Regions from separate parts of the Homo sapiens genome. Here region 2 is linked to region 1. The links are chromatin loops, found by intact Hi-C in ENCODE. Cell type or tissue: mammary epithelial cell. All regions are shown on one strand.

Evidence for each region. A loop is a pair of places that touch in the nucleus more often than their neighbours do. Peaks named below come from ENCODE experiments on the same cell type or tissue, not always from the same donor. Only the 100,000 strongest peaks of a DNase experiment are listed, where the experiment ranks them.
Region 2: a loop joins it to region 1, with 2.7 times the contacts of the local background. A loop is called at or near these places in 3 of 110 quality-filtered maps.

What each region holds. Positions count from the first base shown.
Region 1 is chr3:69,303,455-69,308,454 of GRCh38, forward strand. All of the region lies in intron 3 of FRMD4B (FERM domain containing 4B), which reads right to left. Among named protein-coding and RNA genes, the nearest start is that of FRMD4B, 80 kb to the right of the region's middle. In mammary epithelial cell, a CTCF peak has its summit at 3,100 (motif pointing left); DNase peaks (open chromatin) are centred at 1,777 and 3,167; H3K27ac peaks cover 2,490 bases.
Region 2 is chr3:69,538,378-69,543,377 of GRCh38, forward strand. It overlaps a transcript of FRMD4B not described here. Among named protein-coding and RNA genes, the nearest start is that of FRMD4B, 150 kb to the left of the region's middle. In mammary epithelial cell, no CTCF peak of the experiment used is centred here; DNase peaks (open chromatin) are centred at 2,984, 3,554 and 4,334; H3K4me3 peaks cover 2,570 bases; H3K27ac peaks cover 2,724 bases.

The DNA of each region.
Region 1 (5,000 bases):
AACAAACATACATATGTGCATGTATATATTACAAATATCTGAGAGAAAAAACAAAAAACTGATAACACTAGTTGACTTTTGAGGTAAAAAACTAGGCCATATGTTAATATTAAATTTTTATGAAATATGAAATATTTTAGATAATCAAGAAGGAGAAAACTTCTGGTTCAATGAAATAAAACACACAGGCTGGGTGTGGTGGCTCACATCTAGCACTTGTAATCCTAGCACTTGGGAGGCCAAGGCAGGCAGATTGCTTGAGCCCAGGAATTTGAGACTAGCCTGGGCAACATGGTGAAACCCGATTTCTACAAAGAATACAGAAAAAAATTAGCCTAGTGTGGTGGTGCATGCCTGTTGTCCCAGCTACTATGGAGGCTGAAGTGGGAGGATCACTTGGGCCCAGGGAAGTCAAGGCTGCAGTGAGCCGTGATCATGCCACTGCATTCCAGCCTAGGCAACAGAATGAGACCCTGTCTCAAAACAAAAGCAAAAACAAAAACAAAAAACCAGACACATAACAATACCACAGCTTTTAAAAAAAGTACAGGGTCGGTGCTAGGCACAGTGGCTCATGCCTCTAATCCCAGCACTTTAGGAGGCTGAGTTGGGAGGATTGGCTAAAGTGGGAGGATTGCTTGAGCCCAGGAGTTTGAGGCTGCAGTGAGCTATGATTGTGCTACTGCACCCTAGTCTGGACAACAGAGGGATAACTTGTCTCAAAAAAAAAAAAAAAAAAGGCCGGGCACAGTGGCTCATGCCTGTAATCCCAGCACTTTGGCACTTTGGGAGGCCGAGGTGGGCAGATCCCTTGAGGTCAGGAGTTTAAGATCAGCCTGGCCAACATGGTGAAACCCTGTCTCTACTAAACATACAAAAATTCACTGGGCATGGTGGCGGGTGCCTCTAATCCCAGCTACTTGGGAGGCTGAGGCAGGAGAATCACTTGAAGCCAGAAGGCGGAGGTTGCAGTGAGCCGAGGTCATGCCACTACACTCCAGCTTGCACGACAGAGCAAGATTCTATCTCAAAAAAAAAAAAAAAAAAAAAACAGTACAGGGCTGAATACTCTCTGAGTGCCACTTCTGTATATATATTATGGGCTTACTGAGATTTAAGCACGTACTTGTTTATTTTATTTACTCAAGAGCCTCACCAAGTTCATAAACAGTTCTCTCTAGATTTTGACCACTGAGGGATCAAAAGGATTGATGACACTGGGGCTCAGAACTGTTTACGTGCCTTTTCCGAGCTTGTCCAACTAGTCCATCCATTTTAGGCTGTAAATTCCCAGAGGGCATAGACCCTCTTTTACTTGCTTACATAAAATTCAATCTAAGAACATGCTGATGGTGGTGGGATAGCGTGTCAAAATGTAATAAAATATATAATGGGCCAGAAGACATTTTCAAACCTATTTTGGTCCTTGAGTAAAAAATTAAAAAACAAAATCAGAAAATTCAAAGCTGTATTCATTATAAGTAGACAGGAAAAATGAGCATAAATAATAATATGAGTAGTAGTAATAATAACAATAGCTAGTCTCTATCGAGTAATGACTCTGTGCCAACCAAGCTGGAACTCTTTATACATTAAAGCTATATTTTACAATAAGCCAGTGAGGAAAGTGCTAGAGCTGGGATTTGAATCCAGGGCTTCCTTTCTTCTTCCCTCCACCCACCACCCTACCCAGTGGACTTGTATATAAAAGTACCCGGGACTTTCAGTACTGGAGAAAATGAGACTAGAGGGTTGAATCAGCTTTTATAATGACTTCTGACTCAGTCTCTGATACTCAGCAGGTTAAATGCCGGAAAGAGTGTGTCTTTGTTTCCATAGTTACAAGACAAGGCTTCTGATACCTGTTTCCAGCTTTCCTTGCAAGAATATTATAAAGATAAATAAGCTGATTAAGTAACACAAGGGAAGGTCCTTAGAACTACTGCTTTTGTGTGTAAAACAAAATAAGATAGGAGACTGACGTTAAGAGAGTCTTACACTCTATTTCATCAAGTTTAGGATGCCACTGATATAAAGACACATCCCAATTTCACAGACGTTTAAATGTGTGTCTTAAAATACATAACATATTTGATAGTATCAGATCTCAAAAGTTTTCTTAGGAAAGATGCATCATTTTAAAAGCAAAATAGGCTAGACATGGTGGCTCACACCTGTAATCTCAGCATTTCAGGAGGTTGAGGCAGGAGGATCACTGGAGCCCAGGAGTTCAAGGCTACAGTGAGCTATGATCATGCCACTGCACTCCAGCCTGGGAAACAGAGAGAGACCCTGTCTCTGAAAATAAATTGAAAGCATAATGTATATTTGTATGAACTTGCATGGAATGGTGTCTATGAATGAATGAAGCAAGTTGTACAATAGCATATACAGCATAAACCAATTATGTTAACCACAGATGCACATTCAAAACACTATTAAATATTGATGAACATTTTTAGATATATTTCTGGAGAGTCACACAGCAGCTTGCTAGTACTGGTTACCTCTGTGGAAGAAACTACAGTTGCAGTGGGAAAGTAATCAAAAGGGACTGGACTCAACCATGACATTAAAGAAGATATTCATGCATATATTATAAGAAATAGTTTTTTAAAAGGATAAATTACAAATTAGATTTTAAAAAATCCACCCACAATCTCATCAATAGGAAAAAGTCTAGAAGAATTTTTTAAAAAATGCCCATAATTCTACCACTGAAATATAAAGGTTACTTATTGCTTATAACTTGCTTTTGTCAAATTTTCCCATCAGCAAATATAATAGATCTAACCAATATCTTAAAAAGACAATCATATCTACCCCTCTCAGGAGTGCAGACCAACCACAAAGCAAGTTTTATTTTTGGCTAGAATTGCATCAACAGAAGGCCCATTGTCACAGTCCCATTGGAAGGGACAGTGATCAAAAGTCACAGTTGTGTTGTAAAGTCTATCTGTTATTTCTTGGTAAACAAAGCTTATTTAGCAAAGCCTTTCAAAACATGAGAAGGCAAAACAAAAAGTGAAATGGGTGAAGAGATGGAACCACTACGGTGACCTGAAGGACTGGTGCCTCAGGAGGGCCGTGACTGCCCTCTAGGGGTGAAAGACTAACTTTGCACACAGAGCTGCGCAAGGCCCTAACAAGCGTAATCTCAGAAATGCTATCCCTCTCCCAGTAACGTGACCTTGAATCTGTGGTTGTTGGTCATCATCACTGCTTTTATTGCGTAATTGCCATCTATTTTTCCGTTTCTCCTCTTGGCCTGTGGATGAGTTGTAGACAGTAGCTACTTTCATTGACAAAATGTTCCTTTCAGCTTTACCAAAGACAAAAGACGCATGTGGCATCTAGGCTGGAAAATAAACTCAGACGGCATCCTGGGAGGGCCCTCACTCAGTGGTTTTACGGGGGCGAAGGGAGGCAGGAGGAAAGTGCTGAAAGAAAATACTTTCCAAAAATATTTACCAAAGAAAAAGAACTAGGCTTGTGACCAAGACATTCCAAGGAGACACCCTTAGACATAAGCAATATTCCAGGCCCGCTCCCCAGAAAGGTAGAAATGGCCAATTTCCACCCCCTCAACAGCCCCGCTCATACTTCTTCTGAAAATAAACACGACTAGAGCCAGGAGACACCTCCCCAAACTGGTCATAATTCAAAAAGAGACTCTGCCGTCACTTGCCGGGGAGTGCACAGAGGACATTGTGGAGCCGGGGTTCTTGGAAAGACCATGACTATAGTTACCTCCTTTGGTTGAACCAAAGGAGGTAACTGGGAAAAAGGCTGTGTGAACCATTCTTCTCCCAGCGTAGTTTTGAGAAAGAAATCTCAGGGCAGACAACAAGAAGGGTGGCCCAAATAACTGAAGGAAGTCATTCCCATTATTCCTTTTCTTTTCCTTTTTGGACAGTGTCTCGCTTTGTCACCCAGGCTGGAGTGGCACAATCTCGGTTCACTGCAACCTCCACCTCCTGGGTTTAAGTGATCCTCATGCCTCAGGTGCCTGAGTAGCTGGGATTACAGGCGCCCACCACCACGCCCAGCTAATTTTTGTATTTTTAGTAAGACGGGGTTTTGCCGTGTTGCCCAGGCTGGTCACAAACTCCTGACCTCAGGTGATCCACCCTCCTCAGCCTCCAAAGTGTTGAGATTACAGGCGTGAGCCACCACACCCGGCCTACTATTTCTTTTCTTTCCGAAGAGAAGGTCTTACAGTCTGAACCCCTTACTTACGCACTGTCTGGTTTATATTCAACTGAGCTTGGAGCTTTTCCTGAAGCCTCCCATGTGGCCAGGACCCTCTTTTCCAGTCTGCCACAAACCTTGCAGTCTGAGGGACCTCTGACACTGCAAGTCAAAGCCGCATTCCTCCTCCCTATAACATCCTTCCATGGACTGGGTGTGCCTCCTCCATCTGTGTGACTAACAAGGCTCACCTATGATCTTGTCCCCACGATCAGGCCAACGTCTTCACCCTTGGGCAAATGTACCTTGTTCGTTGCCATGTTCATGCATTTGCCCACAAAATAACTCTTGCCTAGGATGTCACCTCTCATCTCCCCTCCCATCTATTTAAAGTCTACCTTACCTGCAAGATCCAATTTTAGTTACTCGTCTGTGTGACGCCTGCTCCAGTCCTCCTTCAGTTTCCTTCTTAACACTCCCTTACTGCAGTACATTGGGATGACAGCTCCCTTTTATTGTGGGCCGGTGCTATATGCTCTGCCTACCTTACCTGATTTAATAGTATTGAATACTAGTACCCTATTACAGGTGCCTTATGTAGTACATACTATATAAGGCACTGTTATTATGTCCAGCGTACAGATGAGAAAACTTGAGTGTCAGAGATGTTAAGTAACTGTTCTAAGGTCACACAGCTAGCTATCAAGATTCTCTGATACCTGCTCCTACCTCCCTCTCAACCCTCCTCCTGTACCACTTTCCCTCTTAATCTCTGTACTCTCATCACACTGGCTTTTTTTTTTTTTGTT
Region 2 (5,000 bases), 230 kb after region 1:
CAAAATAGCACTAACAGACACATGCATCCTGTGGCAGTACTTTTCAAACTTTTTGATGGCTAAGAATCACATTTTATACTGCAACCCAGAATGCACATAGGAGTGACTCAAAGTCTCATGAAATTACAGAACTCTTATAACATATGATGATGCTGACACTTGCTGTCTTGTTATACCTAAAAAAAATTACTGGTAGTAACCCACTAAATGGATTTTATGACCTTCATATTGAAAAAACACTGTCTTATGAGATTAGTTTAAAAATTGATTTCACCAGGAAGCATGAGATAAAAAATGACATGATAATTTCAGTAAATCCAGTCATTGGGGAGAATAAGAGATTTGGCTCCTAAATTACCTAGAGGGTTTATCAAGCATCTAGCAACAGAAAATTGTTATCTTACCACTTCTCTCTGACTGCCCACGGCACATATTTGGCAGAAGAGGAGAAAAAAAAATCTTACTGACTTAGAAATAAATGAATTATCCTCCAAAAGTCTTCCATCTAAAACAAATAACAACTACATTGAAAAAGGGAGAGATATGTAAGTAAAGGAAGATACATGTAAGACCTGCTGATGAGCTGAGTACATTACTTATCTATAGGCTGATGACAGTCATTTCAGTGAGCCTCAGCACTCCCGAACATATAAAAATAGTGCATTCATGATAAGATCAGATCTCTGGGGCAGATTTAAAGGGAGAGATAGAGCGAGAGATCACTTGCAGTATAAGCCTCAAACCTTCACTTATGTGTGTAAGATAACTATGAAGATTTCCTGCTAGAAAATTACTGCAGGCTGGATAAGGCAGGGTGTTTTTAACTGTTTTCCATGTACCCTATTTGTATTGTAAGTTAGCCAAAACTTTCTTTTTGTCTGCTCAAAGCATGCAGAGTCTTGATTAAATCTGTGGAATCAAACGGAGAACTAGGATTCTCAGGCTTGCTGAAACTAGAGGCCAGCGACAATAAACATTACTGAGAAAACTTCAGCTGATTTGACACTTGGGAGTGGCTGTGAAGTTAACTCCTCCCACACTTTTCTAGATTAGGCTCAAATGCAACCATCTGCCTGTTTGAAAAGCCCATTCACTTTTCTGCCACTAAGATAGAAATTTATTAATTTCAAAACAAAGTGAAGTTTAATACAGGAAAACAGGATCGTGATCACCATGATCACTTGCAGGGGAAAAATCTTCTGAGAACTTTCCCATGGATAATGAAAACTAAACCTCAAAATACGGTATTTAGGTAATTTTTTCATGTTCCAGCACCATATTGTTTAAATGCATTACACCTGCATTTCTGAATTTAAGCAAATAAAATGGTTGATTAATATTACTTGCAGATGTCACAAAGAAGTGATTAAACTTCTACCATTCAGTAAGTCCTTGGAGTTGCCTAAATTTTTCTCAACCTTTTAGGAAATGTAAGCACTGTTCAAAAAAGGTGTGTTCAAACAGTGTGTGTGTGTGTGTGTGCGTGTTACTTTTTATTACAACATTTTCAGATTACAAAAAGGAAGAATTGGCCGGGCCCTGTGGCTCACGCCTGTAATCCCAGCACTTTGGGAGGCTGAGGCGAGTGGTGGATGGTTTGAAGTCAGGAATTCAAGACCAGCCCGACCAACATGGTGAAACCCGGTCTCTACTAAAAATACAAAAATTAGCCGGGCTTGGTGGCACATGCCTGTAATCCCAGCTACAAGGGAGGTTGAGGGAAGAGAATCGCATGGGCCTGGGAGGCAGAGGTTGCGGTGAGCCGCGATCGCGCCACTGCACTCCACTCTGGGTGACAGAGTTCGAAGGAAAAAAAAAGGAAGAATTGTAGAAACACCAATACATCCACCACCTGTCTTGTGACACTTAATTTAGAGACAAAAATATATACAGAGTGCTTACTGAGTGTCAATCTCTCTTAAATATCATCTTTTTAAATTTATTAAAAATATATAGGCCGGGTGCCGCGGCTCACCCCTGTAATCCCAGCACTTTGGGAGGCCGAGGCGGGCGGATCACAAGGCCAGGAGATGGCGACCAGCCTGGCTAACGCTGTGAAGCCCCGTCTCTATTAAAAATACAAAAAATTAGCCAGGCGTGGTGGCATGCGCCTGTAATCCCAGCTACTCGGGAGGCTGAGGCAGGAGACTCGCTTGAACTCGGGAGGCAGAGGTTGCAGTGAGCCGAGATCGGCCACTGCATTCTAGCCTGGGCGACAGAGTGAGACTCTGTCTCTAAAAAAAAAAAAAAAAAAAAAAAATATATATATATATATATATATATACACACACACACACACACACACACACACACACGGCAGTTATTGTTATTGTTATTATTTTCTTCATACTCATTACCACCACCACTGCAGCACATCCCTTTCGGAGGCACTGTCTTGTTAAGAGCCTGGCATCTGAAATTAGATCTTACATAAACCACAGATTACTGGTGGGACTTCCGGTAAGTTACTTAACCTCTCTCAAGGGCTAGGTTTACCACTTCATGGATTATGGATGATGCCCCAAAAGTGCCTACCAGGATGCCTGGCACACAGTAAGCTCTCTAAACCACCACTCTTCACAGCATGTGTATGACATATGAAAGTGCGTCTTGATGAGGTTAAGTAAGGCGAAGCTGCTTTTCTTCCCCTCTAGACATTTGATTTGGAAACCCCACAGATCCATTCCCTTTAGGACGGGAAACAGCACGTCGGGGATCGCGCTATAATCTTGTACACATCTTTCGAGTTGGCTAGTAAATTTCTGGGGCGACATTACCTAATCTTCAAGGATCAACCAGCTTCCCGGAAAGACTGCTGCCATCAGCACCCTAAGGTCTTTCTTCCCGAAAGGCCCAGCCTCTAGTCGCAGCCGTCTGGGTACCAGCAAACACACCAAATCAGTTCGCGAAGTTCAGAGGACTTGGCTCTGGTATGTTTACAAGTCCTAACAGATCGCAGGAATGTTCAGGATAATTATTACCCCACCCAGGAGCGCCCAGCCCAACCCTCTCACATCTGGAAGGAAGCGGCCACACAAAGGAGAGCGAGAGAGAGAGAGAGACCTCCTCCTGCGGCTGCTTTCTCAGGCGGGAGAAGATTTAATACACGTCTCACCCCTTTTGTGAACAAGAGCAGGCACTGTTCAGTATCCTTCAAAGCACAGGACATCCAATGCAAGGGAAGAGTTTGTCCTCTATTCCAAACGAAATGGCATTTCTCAAAGTAGGAGCTAAAGATTATATTTATTTTTTCCTCCCCAGATGAAAATGAAAAGTGAAATACTCCACAAAATAAGAAGCTATTCACATGCACACTGCCTCTCCAACATAGGAGCGGCTAGGATCTGAAACACCTATTTGAAAAGGGCAGCCAAACGAAACCCTTAGTGTCCTCTGCTAACTCCAGGGATTTCCCCCCCCTCTTTTCGCTGCCTTTTAGAAGTATCTCTGGGGGCCAGATCTGGGCTTCATCAGCTTTTCTCCCGACCTCCCACGAACGCGCGGCAACCGAAGCACGCGGTCCCCGGCGGCGCGTTTGCAAACCCCACCAACGCCAACGCCTCGAAACCGCCAAACTTCCTGTCTCCATACCACCAAAGCGACCAAAGCGCCGTGCCAAGTGCCCCAGGGACTCCAGCGGAGGCTGCACTAGACCTCGAGCCCCAGGGCGGGGTTTTCCGCTCTCCCAAACTCCTGGGACCCGCACCTCCGCTGGGGGTCTCCAAACGTGCGCGCTGCGCCCGGGGCGCACCGGGCGCGCCCGTGGCCGCGTCTTGCGGCCTCGCCCTGGCAGCACGCTTGGGGAGCCCGGGGCGGTCGCCCACCTACCTGCTCCGCCACCTCCTCCCTGCGGCGCTCCGGGGCTGTAGACGGCTACTTTATTGTCTCGGCTGCGCACCGCGCGGGACCTGGGGACCCGGCTCTGCGCCAGTCCTGCAAGTCCACTCTGCGCTGTGCCTTCCCCGGCGGCGGCTGCCTTCCTCTTCTTCCTCTTCCTCTCTGTCCAAGCTCCAGCTCAGCACGTGAGCTACGCAGCCCGACTCCCGGGCTCTCTGGGCAGCCAGCGCCTGCCGCATCCCCCGGCCCGGGTCTGCAGGTCGCCCCCGCCACCGCCGCTCGCCGTGCGTCCTCGCTTTGCTCCACACTTACAGCTGTGCCCCGGGCCGCCTTTCTCGCGTCCTTCCGTCCTGCCTGCCTCCTCTCGCTGTCAGCCGGGGCTTTCGGCTCCCTCTCTCCCCAGCAGCCCCCGCCCGCCGCCTCTCCGGGGGCTGGGGCGGCCGCTGCCAATGAGGCTCGGCTGATGCGCTGTTCCGGCCCAGTCATTGTATCGGGAGGGAAGGAAGGGGAGGGGGAGAGGGAGGAAGGGAGGGGGCGCCCTCGGCCCCCGCCGCACGGGGCTGCGGGCTGGGCTAGCCTTCCCCGGCAGAGAAAGGGCGCCGGTGCCAGGAGGCGCGGAGCGGTGCCTGCCAGGAGGAGGGGAAAGAGGGGGTCACCAGCCCGCGCCTCTCCATCGCTCCCTCCGACTCCTCCAAGCTCTGGGCGGAACTTGATTCTGCCTCACCGGCTTCAGGCATCCCAGGACCTGAGTGCTGTTAGAATAAAGGGTATGAGGCACCGGTGGCAGAGGGAGGCGCAGAATGCACCCAGCCACCCAAGAGGGGCTGGCGAAATGACTCCTGAGATCCCTGCAAATCTGAAACCATTGCACTTGAAGACAGAAAGAAAAAAAAAAAAAGGCGAGTCTATCCCATATCAGGCATTTATCCCTAAGAACAATTTTTGTTTTATTATGCGTTCTTTACATGAAACTCGGGAGGCTCAGAGAGGTTAGCTCAAAATAGCTGATGAGTGACAGGGCAGAGATTCCAACTTGATCTGGTGCTGAGTGTAACACAGCAAATGGGAGAGGAAGGAGAGGAAAGGAGGATTCTTCATGAACGACTTCCTATTGAGAGTTTTTATATTCTCTTCAAATGAGCTGACAAGGAGAGAACCAAAGG